Regions from separate parts of the Homo sapiens genome. Here region 2 is linked to region 1. A link is a loop called in an ENCODE intact Hi-C map of the cell type or tissue named here. Cell type or tissue: dorsolateral prefrontal cortex. All regions are shown on one strand.

What was found. A loop is a pair of places that touch in the nucleus more often than their neighbours do. Peaks named below come from ENCODE experiments on the same cell type or tissue, not always from the same donor. Only the 100,000 strongest peaks of a DNase experiment are listed, where the experiment ranks them.
Region 2: it touches region 1 in a loop (6-fold over the local background); 40 of 110 quality-filtered maps call a loop at or near these places.

Annotation. Positions count from the first base shown.
Region 1 is chr10:110,542,747-110,550,746 of GRCh38, reverse strand. It overlaps the pseudogene RPL7P35. Among named protein-coding and RNA genes, the nearest start is that of SMC3, 21 kb to the left of the region's middle. In dorsolateral prefrontal cortex, CTCF peaks have their summits at 3,182 and 3,381 (motif pointing right); a DNase peak (open chromatin) is centred at 4,578; H3K27ac peaks cover 1,917 bases.
Region 2 is chr10:110,132,951-110,140,950 of GRCh38, reverse strand. ADD3 (adducin 3) reads right to left here. Exons shown (of 15, transcript NM_016824.5): 15 at 5,386-7,625. The coding sequence ends at 7,333. It also overlaps the pseudogene SNRPGP12. Among named protein-coding and RNA genes, the nearest start is that of MXI1, 71 kb to the left of the region's middle. In dorsolateral prefrontal cortex, CTCF peaks have their summits at 2,350, 2,553 (motif pointing left), 3,492 and 3,699 (motif pointing left); no DNase peak of the experiment used is centred here; H3K27ac peaks cover 4,109 bases.

The DNA.
Region 1 (8,000 bases):
GCCCAAAGGATGCTTCGAAAGGAAGGAAGGAAGCTTATCTATGAAGAAGCTAAACACTATCACTAGGAATATAGACAGATGTATAGAACTGAGATATGAATGGCTAGAATGGCAAGAAAAGCTGGCAACTTCTGTGTACCTGCAGAACCCAAATTGGCATTGATCATTAGGATCAGAGGTCTCAGTGGTGGCAGCCCAAGGGTCCGAAAGGTGTGGCAGCTTCTTTGCCTTGTCAGATCTTCATCAGAAACTTTGTTAAGTTCAACAGTGCTTCAATTTACATGCTGAGGATTGTAGAACCATATATTGCATGAGAGTCTCCGAACCTGAATTCAGTAAATGAACTAGTCTCCAAGTGTGGTTACAGCAAAATCAATATGAAGCAAATTGTCTTGACAGATAACACTTTGATGGCTTGATCTCTTGGTAAATATGGAATCATCTGTGCAGAGGATCTGATTCATGAGGTCTGTGCTGTTGGAAAATGCTTCAAAGAAGCAAATAACTTCCTCAGGCCTTTCAAATTATCTTCTCCATGAGGAGGAATGAAGGAAAAGACCACCTATTTTGTAGAAGGTGGAGATGCTGGCAACAGGGACAACCAGATCAAAAAGCTCCTTAGAAGGATGAACTATGGTGTGTGCCACAATTATTTCTGTAATCTGATCAGTTAATAAACAGTGATTGCTTTCAAATTGAAAAAATAAATAACAAAAATATTAGCTAAATTAGGAAGCAGACTTTCATAATAATTTTTAACTGTAATTTAGAGGTGACAAAGCAAACTTCACTAGACTTGTTTTCATCAAGAAAAGACACACCTTTGCTAATGCACAGCAGCACCAATAGTAAAACAGATGATGTCTATGGAAGTGATTCCAAGGAAATTAAACTACTACGAAAAGAGTTTGTACTAGTTTTACTCAGAAGTATAATTCCTCACATATTGAGTTCAGTTTTGTAGCCATAATTGACACTAATATTCTAAAACTATAGTATGTTATTTGTAGAGATATGCTAGCTAATAAAGCTCATAAGACCATCAACCTTATGTAGCATTTACATAGAAAACAAAAGAAGTAAATTCAAAACCTAAAGAATACCTTGAAAGAATGTTGAATTTAAAAAACTCATAAGAACAGATGTTCAATATTTCACATATAAACATTAGTAATGTATGAGCATCTTATAAAGCAGCATTTGGGGATGCGAAAATTTAAAAAAGAAGACTTTAGCACAAGACTGTATCAAAGATCTTTGAAATTATGGGTGACTGTGGCAAATAAAGTAACTCAAATGTCGTTTTTCATAACTAGACGAATTCAGTAACTAGCTAATGACATGGCAGATTAACTCACAGATACACGGCTAGCAAAGTCGTTTTCATTGCAAGTTATTGAATGCCCACATACTGCTAAAATGACAATTAATGTAGTATATATGCAATTCAAACATAGTGGAAGAATTTTTTTCAGTTTCATTGATGACAAGCACAACTAGTCCTAAATGTATAAAACTATAAAGGATTACACTGTCAAGGAATGTGGTTTAAGACTGCTGTAGGAAGATGCTTTAATGTGCAGCTTCATTGACAGAAAAGCATACTAAGTTTGAAGAATGTAAATCAATGCACTGCTTTTTTTAATCAGGAAAGTTTTACAATGAAAAAATGTTAGCTGAATTAAACAGTGTCTAGTTGTGTAGTTACATAGCAAAAAAATAGTTATGCAAAGGATAATGCATGAAATTCGAGATTATTCTCTTTATTATAATATGTGTTCATATGGAAGCTGATCATAAACAACTGTTGTAGGTGAGATACGATGCTTACTGAAGAGAAAAGTACTATTAGGAATGTTTGACTGTGAAACAAACTCTTAGTGTTCCTAGAAAGTAAAACAAACATCTTTATAAGGTCCCAATGTGGTTTGGGACAATAGGCATGCTTCTTTGTGTGATATTTTTGGCATTTTAAATGCTTTTACTACTTCTAAGCAGGGAGAAAAAATGCAGCATGATTTTCAATGGCAAAGAAGATTGAAGGGCAAAAATGACAGAAGCTTGGAAGAACAGAATATCCAGAGACTGTTACAACATGCCCCATAGTTTAGCAACAATTATCAGTGATGTTAGTGATAATCTTGATATTGCATATCTGTAAAATGTTATGGTCAAACAAGTTATGGGACATTTACATTTTATTTCCATCAAAAGAAGATTCGTGCATGGGAAATTCATAGATCCATAATCTGTTGCTTTCATTGAAAGACAATTTAACTCTACAGGATAAACTGTTGGAACTGGCAATTGAATAATTGACGAATTTTGAAAATACAGAATCATTTGCTTCATTTTGAATAAAAGTGAAAGATGGAAATCCTGAGCTTCCTAAAATTGTCTTAAAATCTCTTTTTCCTTTCCCGTTAACAAAGCTCTGTGAGACTGGTTCTCCACTAACCTCTTATTAAAACAAAATATAGAAGCCAGGTGCTGTGGTACGTGCCTGCAGTCCTTCCTAGCTACAGGCAGGGGATGGGGGTGGCGGAGGGGGGCAGTCCTGAGGCGGGAGGATCGCTTGAGCCCAGGAGGCTTCAGTGAGCTATGATCTTGCCACTGCACTCCAGCCTCAGTGACACAGTGAGATCCCATTTCTAAAATAAATAAATAAGTAAACAAATAAATAAAATAATTATTCTTTATTAAATTACAACAACAACAACAACAAAAATAGAAGCAATCTCATCACACATTCTACTTTGCAAGTAGCATTATAGTCCATTCTGGCTGGGTTAGATAGGTTGGCAAGCCATAACTTGTGTATTTGTCCATTAAGAATGCTCAATATTTATATGCATGGTGTTCATTCAAAGTAGAGAAACACTATTTTACTCAAAATTTTTCATTTAGTTATAATTGCAGAACAACAAAAATTATAAATGCAATAGCAATTTATATATTAATCATATAATACACACATTCAATAAACATGTACAGATTTTGCAATTATTTTTCCCGTTATGTTTATTCTGATTATATTTATTGAAATGCAATTTTGTCTGTTGAATATGATAATAAAATTTGGTTCAATTTTGTATATCTTTGTTTTTTAATGTAATGTGTCCAGTATTAATAATTCATTTTTATTGTACAATGGATTGGTTTGCAGATTAAAATTCTTTTAAAAACTGGTTCTTCGCCAGCCAATTTGAGAAGCACTGTTCTACAGGTCAACTTTATCTGTAAAGTGAGGATGAACTGCCAACTTTGGAGCAATCACAATTTTGGATTATATAAAGTCCAGCGAGTTATCAGAAAAAAAGGGGCCATGTTCAACATCAGCAGGAAAGGCGAATGGTTATTCTGAGTGTCACATCTTCATCTTTACCACTAGAGGGCGGTGAAGAAGTTCTTGTAATTGTGGGATGCATCACAAAGCCAAAATTGCTTGTAAACCGAGAAATTGAAGCACGCAGGAAAAAAATAAAACACAGAGTAAGATCAATTACCCAGTGAACATTTGTTGGTCGCCAATACTGTCCTGTAACACACTAAGACTCAATACAGAGGTCAAAACCCAGGGTCTATTTGTAGCTAAAATTCAAAATAGTAGGTAAAATTGGGATGGACACAAGATTAAAGAGATAGCTTTGCATGATGAAGAGTCCTGGAGATTAGTTGCATAATAACATCAACATACGTTTAAAAATGCTTAAGATGGTAAATTTTGTGTTATGTGTATTTTGCCACAATTTACGGGGGTGGGAGGAAGAGAAAGAGAGAGAGATTGCTTCTTTAGCCTGGCGTGGGCAGGAACTGTCTATACCCAACCAACAGCTCTAGCTCACAAGACGTGGAGAGGAGAGGTGGAGGTACACAGGCCAATGCATCACAGGGGTTGTGGAGCCTTTGCCGTGGGACCCACACTCACACACACACATGCACTTTTATTCTTAGTTCTGCCACATATCTTAGCCCATCACTCTGCCCCAGTTTTTCAACCCCTGAAAAGCTTAGGGAGCTCGTTTGCATAATCAGTTCATTCATTCATTCATTCATGTATTTGCTTAATGTTAACTGAGCACCTACTCTGTTCCAGGCATCCTGTGAGGTGCTGGGGTACAGCTATGATAAGACAGACAACCTCTGCCCTCAACGTGTTTACAGAGAATTGCCTTTTCTAGTTGAGGCCTTGAAGGGTCCTAGGAACTGTTTTTATCTCAAGTCAGCATCTCCTTCAATCAGTGACAAGTAGGCCATTTGGAGCCGCTGTCTCTAAAGTATTCTCTTGAAACCGTAGGAAGACAAGGACACAAGAGGGAGAATAACCACAGAACCACAAAGGGATCCAAGGTTGCCTTGACAACAGGATCAGAGGAAATAGCCAAGCCCTTGAGGTGCCAGGACTGGACTCTGAGCCTGGGCCGACTGTCCATTCAATGTCACCTTTTGACTTTGACAGGACTTCACTGAAGTGAGTCTTTGAAATCCAAAGGAAGAGAGGCCCACGCACTGAGGAACTCATCCCACGTCCATCCCAGCCTTGTTCTGATTCTGGAGGAACACAGGATGTCCTCACTCCAAAGGCTGCCAGAGACTGCTGGAGGCCGCACAGGAAAATAGGCAAGAGTCTGGCTTATGATTCTAACAAGCTTCAGTTAAACTCGGGCTGGGCCTCAGAGTCGCTGTGTAACAACATATGTCTGTCTGAGCCTCAGTTTCTCTATTTGTAAAGTAGAAATAATACTAATAGTATATAGCACCTCAGGGAATGTTATGAGGATGAAATTACATAATAAATGTGAAGTTCTTAGCACAGTGCCTGGCACACAATAAGCACACACTTAATGTTGTTTAAAAAAAAAAAAAGCTGAGCTGGACTCCATCTTTTCAAATGAGAGAACTGAGGCCCAGCAGCTTAGTAATAGTGGAAAGTTGATGAATTGTGGAATTATACCCAGTTTTGGCTCTCCCAGTAGACTTTGGGAAACTCACTTAGTCTCTCTAAACCTCCGTTTTCTCATCTGTGAAACGGAACAACCAGGTTGTTCTGAGGACTACCTGAGTTATGTTAAGCACCTGGCACCAGAACCTGGCATATTGCATTGTCCAGTAAAATGTTCATTTTTTTGTTCCTCTCTGTGGTTGTCCAGAGTCAAACTTGGTTCTAACTTTAAAATTGCAGCCCTCAAGGAGTTCATGCTCACCTTCACAATGCAAGCTTGGAAGTCAAGCAGCTCTCAACTCAAATCCAGTTCCTGACCTTGGGCACATTACTTAGCTTTTTTCTTTCTGCTGCAGTTTCCTAGTCTGTAAAATGAAGATCATAATAGTACCTCCTTCCCAGTGCTGGCATGAGGATTATGTTTTCTTTTGAAGTGTCCCATAAATGTTTATTATTATGTCCTGCAATCATGGCCCTAATCAAGAGGCTCTCAAGTAGATAAGTAGTATGCTTATATTTTGGTTTATTTGTGTACTAGGCTGTTATCAGAGCTGGGATTCACAGAGTTAGACAAGACTCCTGCTCTTGAGCTGCCCACAGTCTAGGAGAAGAGACTTAAGCAATAGCCTCATGACTGTGGTCAAGGGCTTTGATGAGATGCTGGGTGGCCAGTGGTTAAGAATACAGATTCTGGAGCCAGACAGCTGAAGTTTGACCTCAGTCCTGCCACTCTGTGATCTTGTGCAAGATATACTTAACCTCTCTGTGCCTCTATAAAATAAGGATAGCAATAGCACTTGGTTCATAGGGCTATTAGGGAAAGTTCAGTGGTTTCATATCTGCTTAGAACAGGGCCTGGCACATAGTAAGCACTCTATGCAGGCTCCTTCAATGAATAAAAGCTTACATACAGGCCGGATTCGGTGGCTCATGCCTGTAATCCCAGCACTTTGGGAGGCCGAGGCGGGCGGATCACTAGGTCAGGAGATCGAGACCACCCTGGCTAACACGGTGAAACCCCATCTCTACTAAAAATACAGAAAAATTAGCCAGGCGTGGTGACGGGCACCTGTAGTCCCAGTTACTCTGGAGGCTGAGGCAGAAGAATGGCGTGAACCTGGCAGGCAGAGCTTGCAGTGAGCCAAGATCACACCACTGCACTCCAGCCTGGGCGACAGAGCGAGACTCCATCTCAATAAATAAATAAATAAATAAATAAATAAATAAATAAATAAAATAAAAGCTTACATACAAATGACATTGGTAGCATTCAGAGGAGAGAGTATAGTTCTAGAGGAGGAAGTAAGGAAACCCATAAGAAATTGAGTACAGTTTCTATACCTCAGTCCCCCTGGATTTCACTCAAAATATTTCCACCAGCAAAACCTGGAAGGGATCGTGAAGAGTTTTGTGTCAGAGACTCATGGTCTGCAGATAAGGAAACTCAGGCCAGAGAAAGTGGCTTGCCCAGGTGAGGTGGGCAGAATAATAATCCCCCAAATGTCCACACCCTAATTCCTAGAACCTATGAATATGAAACCTTACATGACAAAACTGATTCAGTTCAGGATTTTGAGATGGGGAGATTATCCTGGATCATCTGGAGTGGCCCAGCGTAATCACAAGAGTCCTGATAAGGGAAAGAAGAAGACAGGGGAGTTGGGAAAATAGAGGTGACGACAGAAGCAGAGGTTGGAGTGACACAGGCCAGTGAGCCAAGGCACATGAGTGACCAATGCCTTTGCTTGTACCACATCTCCTTCCTCCGGGGTGCCCTTCCTTTGATCTGAGCTCTCATTTCCTGCTATTTGTCCCAAGGACCAAATTTCCTACTTTGAGCCTTGATAAAATGCTCTTCTCCCCAGTCCACCAATGCTACTAACAGTTATCTCTGGCTGATGGAATTGTGGGAGATTTCAGTTTTTTCCTTTTGGCTTATCAAACATTTTCCATATTCAGTAATTAACGTGATGTATCACCTTGCAGTTGAAAATTATCTATAAAAATAATTAAAAGGAAGTGAGCATTTGGTGATATCTAGTTTGTGCCTGGACTTTTCCATACGTTATCTCATTTACTCTTTAAAACAGCTGTGTGAGTTAGGTGTTATGGTGCCCATTTTATTTGTGGAGAAACTGACACAGACTTTTAGGTAACTTGCCCAAAGTCACATAGTAAGTACTGGAGCCATGATTTCCAACCAATGTCATCTGACCACCCTCTTTTTACTATACCACTAGCCTCCCTCTAAATAATTCCCACGTCCCTTTGTGGTCTTTCTACGTTCTGAGCAACCTTTTGCTTATGCAGTGGTCTCAACTTGCCTCATCCATCAGGAGAGAACAGTAGTGCAGCAGCAGTAATCTTGTTGCTGCTGGACTCAAGGAATTGGCTTATAAACTAACACATTCATTTCCTGTTTCATTATTCCCATTCTTGTTGATTACTTAGAATAAATTGGTCTCTCAGGATCTGATTAGGGCTGTAGGAACTGGTGGATTAACATAGAGCCAGACCCGAGGCCATGCTTGTGGGCTCCGGCTAGCCTGGCTGGTTTCTTGCTCAGCCTCCTTCACTCTGGCCTCCAGTGAAGGGAGTGGGTCATTTGAAAGAAGCTCTATCTTTGGTACATACCAGCAGCTGGATGATGCCCCAGCATATGTTAACCCAGGGCATTGGGAGGAATGTTCAGTTTCCAATGCTCAAGTTGACCAAGGAAAGGTACGTGTCTGACGGGACTCGGTACCCACACCACTTAGCACGGTGCTTGGCATGGAGAAGATATTCCGTCAATGTGGGCTGAATTAATCTGTGGTCATAGGAAATCAGCCAGGTAACTCTCCCTGCCCCTGCCTGTGGGGAAACCTAGAAGAAATTGCTTCTGTTGAGCCCACAGGTACCCTTTGTTTCCTCGTGCAAATTTGGCAGAAAATATATGTGTGTGTTGTGTGTGCATGTATAAACAATGTATTATATACACATACATAATACATGTGTATTTATATAAAATATATATTCTTGTATTTATTATGTATGTATACATGTATATGTACATGTG
Region 2 (8,000 bases), 410 kb after region 1:
GTTCAAGCGATTCTCCTGCCTCAGCCTCCCGAGTAGCTGGGACTACAGGCGTGCACCACCATGCCCAGCTAATTTTTGTATCTTTAGTAGAGAGGGGGTTTCACCATGCTGGCCAGGATGGTCTCAATTCCCTGACTTCGTGATCCGCCCGCCTCGGCCTCCCAATGTGCTGGGATTACTTGGGCCCGGCTGAGTCTGCCTCTTAAGGCCTGCATTTTGCTGGGTGCAGTGGCTCATGCCTGTAATTCCAGCACTTTGGGAGGCCAAAGCAGGTGGATCAACTGCCAGGAGTTCCAGACCAGCCTGGCCAATACGGTGAAAACTTGTCTCTACTAAAAATACAAAAAATTAACTGGGCGTGGTGGTGGGCAACTGTAATCCCAGCTACTTGGGAGACAGGCGGGAGAATTGCTTGAACCTGGGAAGCGGAGGTTGCAGTGAGCCGAGATCATGCCACTGCACTCCAGCCTGGGCGCGACAGAGTGAGACTGTCTCAAAGAAAAAAATAATAATAAAGCCTGCATTTTATAACTGTACTACTTCCTAATTTCCATCCCTATCTGCTAGGATATGTTATATTGCTTTGGGAAATCCAAGTTTTTCTCAAAAATTTCAAGTCTAAATATCAATCTGAAGGGACACTGTTTGGTCTAAGAAGTCCAATTAACACTCTGCAATGGTCTTTCTATAGGGCTGACATATTTACCAGCTTTTTGAGTGCGAGTCTAATATAGACAATGAGGAAAATCTTGCCTATAAGTCCTTTCATCTGGTGCTGCAAGTTTGTACTACATATTGATTCTGCCATTTCATAAACACTTTTTAAAAAATCCTAGAGTTTCTTAGAAATCTAATATTCTTCAATACACGTTCAAATTAGATGAATAAAACCAATGCTATTAAAGCATGTTGTTCAGCAAGGAACGAGTATTTTGCCTCGTGACAGCAGTCATATAGCACTGGAGAGGTTTTCTTACCATCAGAAGCAAGGTCAGGACCGACTCTGGAGAATGACAAAACCGTTTGTGTAAAAATAAAATCTAGAAACAAAAAGGCAACTTAGTAACTTTCACGGGACGGGCATGGTGGCTCACGCCTGTAATCCCAGCACTTTGGGAGACTGAAGCGGGTGGATCACCTGAGGTCAGGAGTTCAAGACCAGCCTGGACAACATGGTGAAACTCTATTTCTACTAAAAATACAAAAATTAGCCAGGTGTGGTGGTGGGCACCTGTAATCCCAGCTACTTGGGAGGCTGAGGCAGGAGAATCGCTTGAACCCAGGAGGCGGAGGTTGTAGTGAGCCAAGATCGCACCACTGCATTCCAGCTTGGGCACAGAGTGAGACTCCATCTCAAAACAACAAGAACAACAAAAACCCCCTTCACCACAGCTTCAGTATAAAGACTTACCCAACCAGAAATTATATAGGCCTTAAAAATAATTGTGGGCCAGGCCTACTTCGGGAGCGTGAAGGAGGGTGAAAATTGTGTCATGGCAGCTCTGAGTCCATGGAGTCAACACCATGAGCAAGGATCTCTTTCCTGAGTTGGAAAAATGAATAGACAAGAATTATTGCTGGATTTAACTGGTGACAGACATGTCTAAGGAATATTGCAGGGATTTGATCCCTTTATGAATCTTTTGATTGATGGATGTGTGGAGATTGCAACTAGTGGGTAACAGAATGATATTCCTCATGGTGATATGAGGAAATTGTATCATGTTAGAAGCCTTGGGATGAGTATAAATCAAGGCTGTTTTGCAGAGAAATCCATGACCTCTCCCCGAAGGGCCTATTTTACTATGACGTAAAAATTGGATCATGTATATTTTCATACTAAACTTTTTGTTAAATAAAAAGGAATTGTGGACTGGATATATATCCATCTATTTTTCTGCTAGATAAAAAAAGCTTTTTTTTTTTTTTTTTTTGGTACAGAATATCAAAATGTGCCCGTTTGTCACTTGAAGTGTAAATGGCATTTAAAATATTAGAGGTTCCAACAGTAAAGAAATCAGCAACTTGAGACAATACTGTAAAGACTCATGGAGCATCTAAAAACTTGAAACTTTAGGAAACAACTATGGATAAATAATAATTAGGCTTGGTCTTGCAATGTGTTTCTCTAAACTGTTCCCGTAATAAAGTTCTAAACATCACAATTTGCAGTAAACTTTAGAAAATGTATCTATTATCTATTTTATCCATTCGTAGGTTATGCCCTGATGGGTTTCCAAGGAAAACTGTGGTATGACAAGCATGAAATGAAGACTTGAAGACCTTTTCTTGAATCCGGGCTTAGCGCCCCCATGAAGTGTATGACATTAGGTAAGCACCAGCTCTCAGAAGGATAATTCTTACAAAGTCAGAACAAGATAACCAGGCTATAAGGAACAAATAAAATAATCTGGTATCTATAAACTTTCCTCAACCTTAGACTGCACCTAGCAATGCATAATCAAAATAGAGTTCTAAATCAAGCCCAAAAATACTTCGAAGGAGTTCCCTCAATGAACTAAAACTAAATTTAGATCCACTATTGCCCCCTAATGGTCAGCTCTTAGAAATGAAACCCCTTTGAAAGTAAGAGTATGCAAATTCAGGGTTTTTTTCTATCAAGTTTCCCCAAAAGGCTTCTACATTGTTTTTCTCCAAGACAGACCATCTTCAATTACACTCATTTAAATAAAATTGTAGATACAGTGTATTTCTGATCTTTAAAATGACTTCTGTAACTAGATTAAGCTACCTTTTCTGGTTTTAAAAACATTTTCCTTAGAATGTTTCTTCTGTTTCCAATAATGGAAATCAAGAAGAAAAGAAAAAGAAAAAGGGCTTCTTCTCAAGTCTCTGCTGCATCTTAAGCAAAAGTATGATAACTTGTCTTCCAGGTGTCATGGTGTAAGATTTAGGAGCTGGTTCTTTATCCTAAAGGTTGCTATCACCACAGGTCATTCCTGCTTCTCAGGTATCCACCAATTTCTTCATTCTTGAGGTGATTTGTTAGGGAAAAAAGTCTTCCAAATCAAAAGTCAATGTTTGATCCCAAATCTACTTATATCAAAATACAAGTTCACCGTGGCTTGACTTACAGTCCAAACTAAGATAACTGCCTCTTCCTAAAAACCATGGAAATGTACTGCAGCCACACAGGGTCTGGCACACAGATGGCATGAGTAATTATAGAAGTCTGAATCTCTATGGGTGGAATCCTACCACCTACTTTTCATCTTCTACAAGCCTTAGTTTCATTATCTACAAAATGGGAATAATATCATCTACTTTGTTGGGATACTGGGAAGGCCAAATGAAGTCATATATGAAAAGCATTTAGCCTAACGTTTGGTACACAGAAGGCATCAACAAAAAATATTATCGGTTAGCTCCTTAGTAAAAAAGAAAAAAAAAAGTCAATTATTGAAGAAGGCATTGTCTTGTCACTCACAGGTATGAAAACTCTGAGGTGTCATATCCTATCACAGCCTCTGAGAGCACACCACAACTTTCTATGTGTTCTCCACTGTGGGTGATATCTGTAATGAGACCTGCTAAGGAAACAAAGTCGAGAACGATCTACTGAGGAGAATAAACAACAAAGGAAATGCCTTCTCTTTCAAGTTCTGGGTATTTCACAACAAACATGGTGCCTACAGACTAAATAGGGAAGTTCAGTGCAAGGAATGGAAACATTGGATTGTTAGATCTATTACTCCCTCTAGTGGCCACAAACAAGACTGTTTTTATCAAAATCCCAGTTTGGCCAAGATTGCAACTTGGATATGTGTATGTATCAACCTTGAGTTTGAAAAGAAATAACCAGTCTGTATTTTCTGCCTATGTGGGGGGGAAAAAGGGGCCTGATGTTAAGAGAAGCCAGTGCTGTCACAAATTTTATCAGTTTGGTTTTTATTCCCTGAATGAAAATACTAATCAATGAAGAAAAGGCACATGCGAACTTTTCTACTATATTGACTCTCAAGTGAGAACTGAAGATAATCGCCTTTGTTGCTTTATGAAAGGGAATTTTGAAATGAGCATCTTTCTAAAATAGCAATTTTTTACCACAGGGTGATTTACAAGCCAAGGTAATAATTAAATATGCCCAAGACTATGACTATTTTTCTCTGACCAAACCCTTCATTTTTATAATGGGTAATTATAGTAAAAACTTCAATTAACCAGAGCCCTCAATTAACATGTTATCCTCCTCTTGTACTGTATTTTTAGGGCAAAGTAGAAAAATAATCACAAGAAGTTATTCATATGACAGATTTAGTTTGAAAATCTAGATGTGTTATCTAAGTAGGAAAAAAAACCCTGAAAAATTACATTCACACCATAATATATAAAAAACACCTACATATAAATGATATATATATAAATATATATAACTAGATAATAGCTGGAAGGGAATATAATTTTTTTAAATGTGAATATGGACCAGACATGGTGGCTCACGTCTATAATCCTTATGATTTGAAAGGCTGAGGCAAGAGCATCACTTGAATCCAGGATAACACGGTGAGATCCTGTCTCAACAAAAAACAAAGAAACAAAATAGCTGGGTGTGGTGGTGCATGCCTGTAGTCCAAGCTACTTGGGAGGCTAAGGAAGGAAGATCACTTGAGCCCAGGAGTTTGAGGCTGCATTGAGCTATGATCACACCACTGCACTCCAGCCTGGGCGACCATGTCAAAAAGGAAAAAAGGCTGGGCACAGTGGCTTACACCTGTAATCCCAGCACTTTGGGAGGCCGAGGTGGGTGGACTGTTTGAAGTCAGGAGTTCAGGACCAGCCTGACCAACATGGCAAAACTCTGTCTCTACTAAAAATACAAAAATTAGTTGGGCATGGTGCCGCATGCCTGTAATCCCAGTTACTCAACAGGCTGACGCATGAGAATCACTTGAACGTGGGAGGCGGAGGTTGCAGTGAACCAAGTTTGTGCCACTGCACTCCAGACTGGGCAAGAGTGAGACTCCGTTTCAAAAAAAAAAAAAAAAAAGTGAATGTGATAAAATTGTGAACTACTTTCTACTCTTTCTGCTGTTTTTCTATTACATTGTTATTTGTACAACAAATACATTAAAAATCAGAGAGGTACATATCCTGCAACATCTATTCTACATTGATAGAGGCTGCCATACCCATTATCAAGAGACAAAACAGGTCTCTCAGGGAATATCTCCTCTAACATAAGCTGAAAAAAGACAGGTTTTGTATATATATATAATTTTCAACTAATTTGAAAATATATTTATCAGGACATTCTTTATTCAGAAGCATCAATAACTTACCAAGTTTCACTGAAGTATAAAACTCAACAGACCATGAATAGGCTAAGTAACCACCTGTGAATGGAAACCTCATGATACAAGTCCGTATATTTAAAATACTGTTTATTTGTGATTTAACATTAATTAGCATTACATCTAAGAGCAATATCAGATAACATTTATACATTTTTCCACAGGACACAGAGGTTCATTGGCTCATTCTTTATGCCAAAGCAAGTAAATAGAGGCATTAGCAAAAGGTGCAATAGTTCACTGTTATGTTTAAAAAATATTTATGCACATTGCATTCATTTAGATATATATATTTTTAAAAAGTTATGGAAAAGCATAGTTCACAGGTTACTATTTCTACATACATTGTAATACAACATAAATGATGTAGAACATTAAAAAAATCTTCCAATAGAGAGTTAAGCAACTGAAAGTTTCCACCAAGAGATTAAAACACTGATTCCAGTAGTTAGTGAGATCTAGAATGACATTTCCAGGCTCTGGCTCAACTCTGCATTATCATATGCACACAAACAGAGCCAGCTCCAAAACACACTGTAATCAATGTAATTTTTTGCATGCCAACTCACCCTTAAGAAACACTTTGAGTTATTTTTACCCACGATCATTCTGGATCATTGATTTTGCATCGAACTGTGACATCACTTGGGTGAAAGGGGAAACGCCTATATTAAGCCTAGGTTTAAATTTGTATTTACATTAAAAAGAAAGGTCACTGAAAAGATTTTTTTAAATCTGTAAAAATCAAGAAGTGGTAGTTTTCTTACTGGTGGGATTAGACCTGCTGATTTCTTCTAGTGCTGCCCTCTAAAGATACAAAAAATTAGAAAGATTTGACCCTTTTAAAACTCAAATATCAACCAAGAAAGACATTGCTTTTGGCAGAGAAGCAGAATTTTAGAAATTTGGGACATGTTTCCAACAAATCACACTTTGTATCCTATCGTGAATATGAGTCACCATCAAACTAGAATTCTTCTTTTCACATCCCATCTTTTGTCCCCTTAATTTTTCACTTTCCCTTTCATTCTTTTTCATTTGGCTACCTTATGAGACTTTTCTTTACTCATTAGCAATACTAAGAGAAAAATACAGTTTAAGATTCAAATATGAATCTAGATGTACCTTTACATGCTCTAATCCTGTTTTAACACCAAGTCCCTGGATTCTGGAGTTATATTTAAGTATACTCAGTACCAAGCAGCCTTAAGTATGCTCTACTGTGAAAAGATTGGCTAATATGCTTAGGACACTTTTATACTGAACGGTATACAAACATCAACATACAAAATTTTTTTTTTTTTTTTTGCCAGAGTTAAACTAAATAACCCATGTTATGTGTACAAAATCCCCTTTGTTGAAAAATAAGGGGCTTTCTAAACTAATAAAAAAGGAAGTTTTCAAAAATTATAGTTTATTAAAACAACTTTTTTGGCAAACAAAGTTACTTCAGGTGAGGAAATTTTATACTGTGAATAAAATTCCAAATGAATCTTTTCTTAAAACTTTTTAAAAAATTATGTGCCAGTGTATACTAATGCTATAGATTCTTGTCTTAGAAGTTTTTAAAGCATTCTGTTAATGCCCACTGAAACAATGGGACTCCAAAAATATAGTCAATAATCATGATAAAAAATTATAATATGATTATCAAGTGAAGCAGGTATTGAGAAATAAAAATTCTCACTTGCTCACTGGCAATTTCTTTCTAACAGATATTATGGAGAAGGCCTGAAGTAATTCAGACAGATAGCTGTTTATGGTGAATTATAATAATACTTCATGAGGGCAGAGCTAATTAAAACTAGTAATTGCTTAAAATTCAAAGCCATTTCTGGACATATAAAATGAGAGATGAATCTGAAAGTTTTTCTTTTGTAAAACCTCTTTCCAGTTCTTAAAGTCCAGTTTGCTACATCCCCCAATCTGATCTACCATTGCATATTAATGATCAACTTAAATGTGGTATTTAGATGTGCAATGTCACATTGTTATAATAATAATTATAAAAAGACTTTATTTAGGCCTCAACTTTCTCCTTTTTTTTGTTCTTTTTCAGAAAAGAAGGAGTGCGGAATTTCTTCTTTTTCTTGGATGGCGATTTTGAAGGGGAGCCTTCAGGTGACAGGACTTCTTCGATTTTCTCTGGAGACTTAATAGTAATCTCGATGTTTTCTATGGTTGTACTTGTGCTTAACCTACTCACTCGCTTAGCAAGCTCATCTTCAACATCATGCATATCATCCTTGCCATTTACTACCATGACAGGCACTTCCATGGAGATGAAGCTCTTGGAAAACAGCTCATGGTTTTCTACGAAAGGGGAGGGTTTTTTGGGGGTTATTTTACATACTTAACATTTTTGCTCTACTTTACAAAACTGAAATGTTTTAGCAATGTAATAAGGCATTACTTTGATTCCAATGAAGACAGATCATTATTTTAATAAACTGTGATCTATTAGCAAGAAGCTAATTTTCTTTAATGATATAAAGGGGAAAGGAACAAAGTTGTTAAACCAAAGAGCAAAAGCTAGATAATCCCAGTTTGATGAAATAACAGTTTCATTGTAAATCAATTAAGTATAAATGAGGAAGACAACATATTTTTCTCTAGTTTTGGGATCATTTGGCAATCAATACTGAAAAAGATTTCATGCTGCTGATTGGGAGATGTTTAATTCCACAA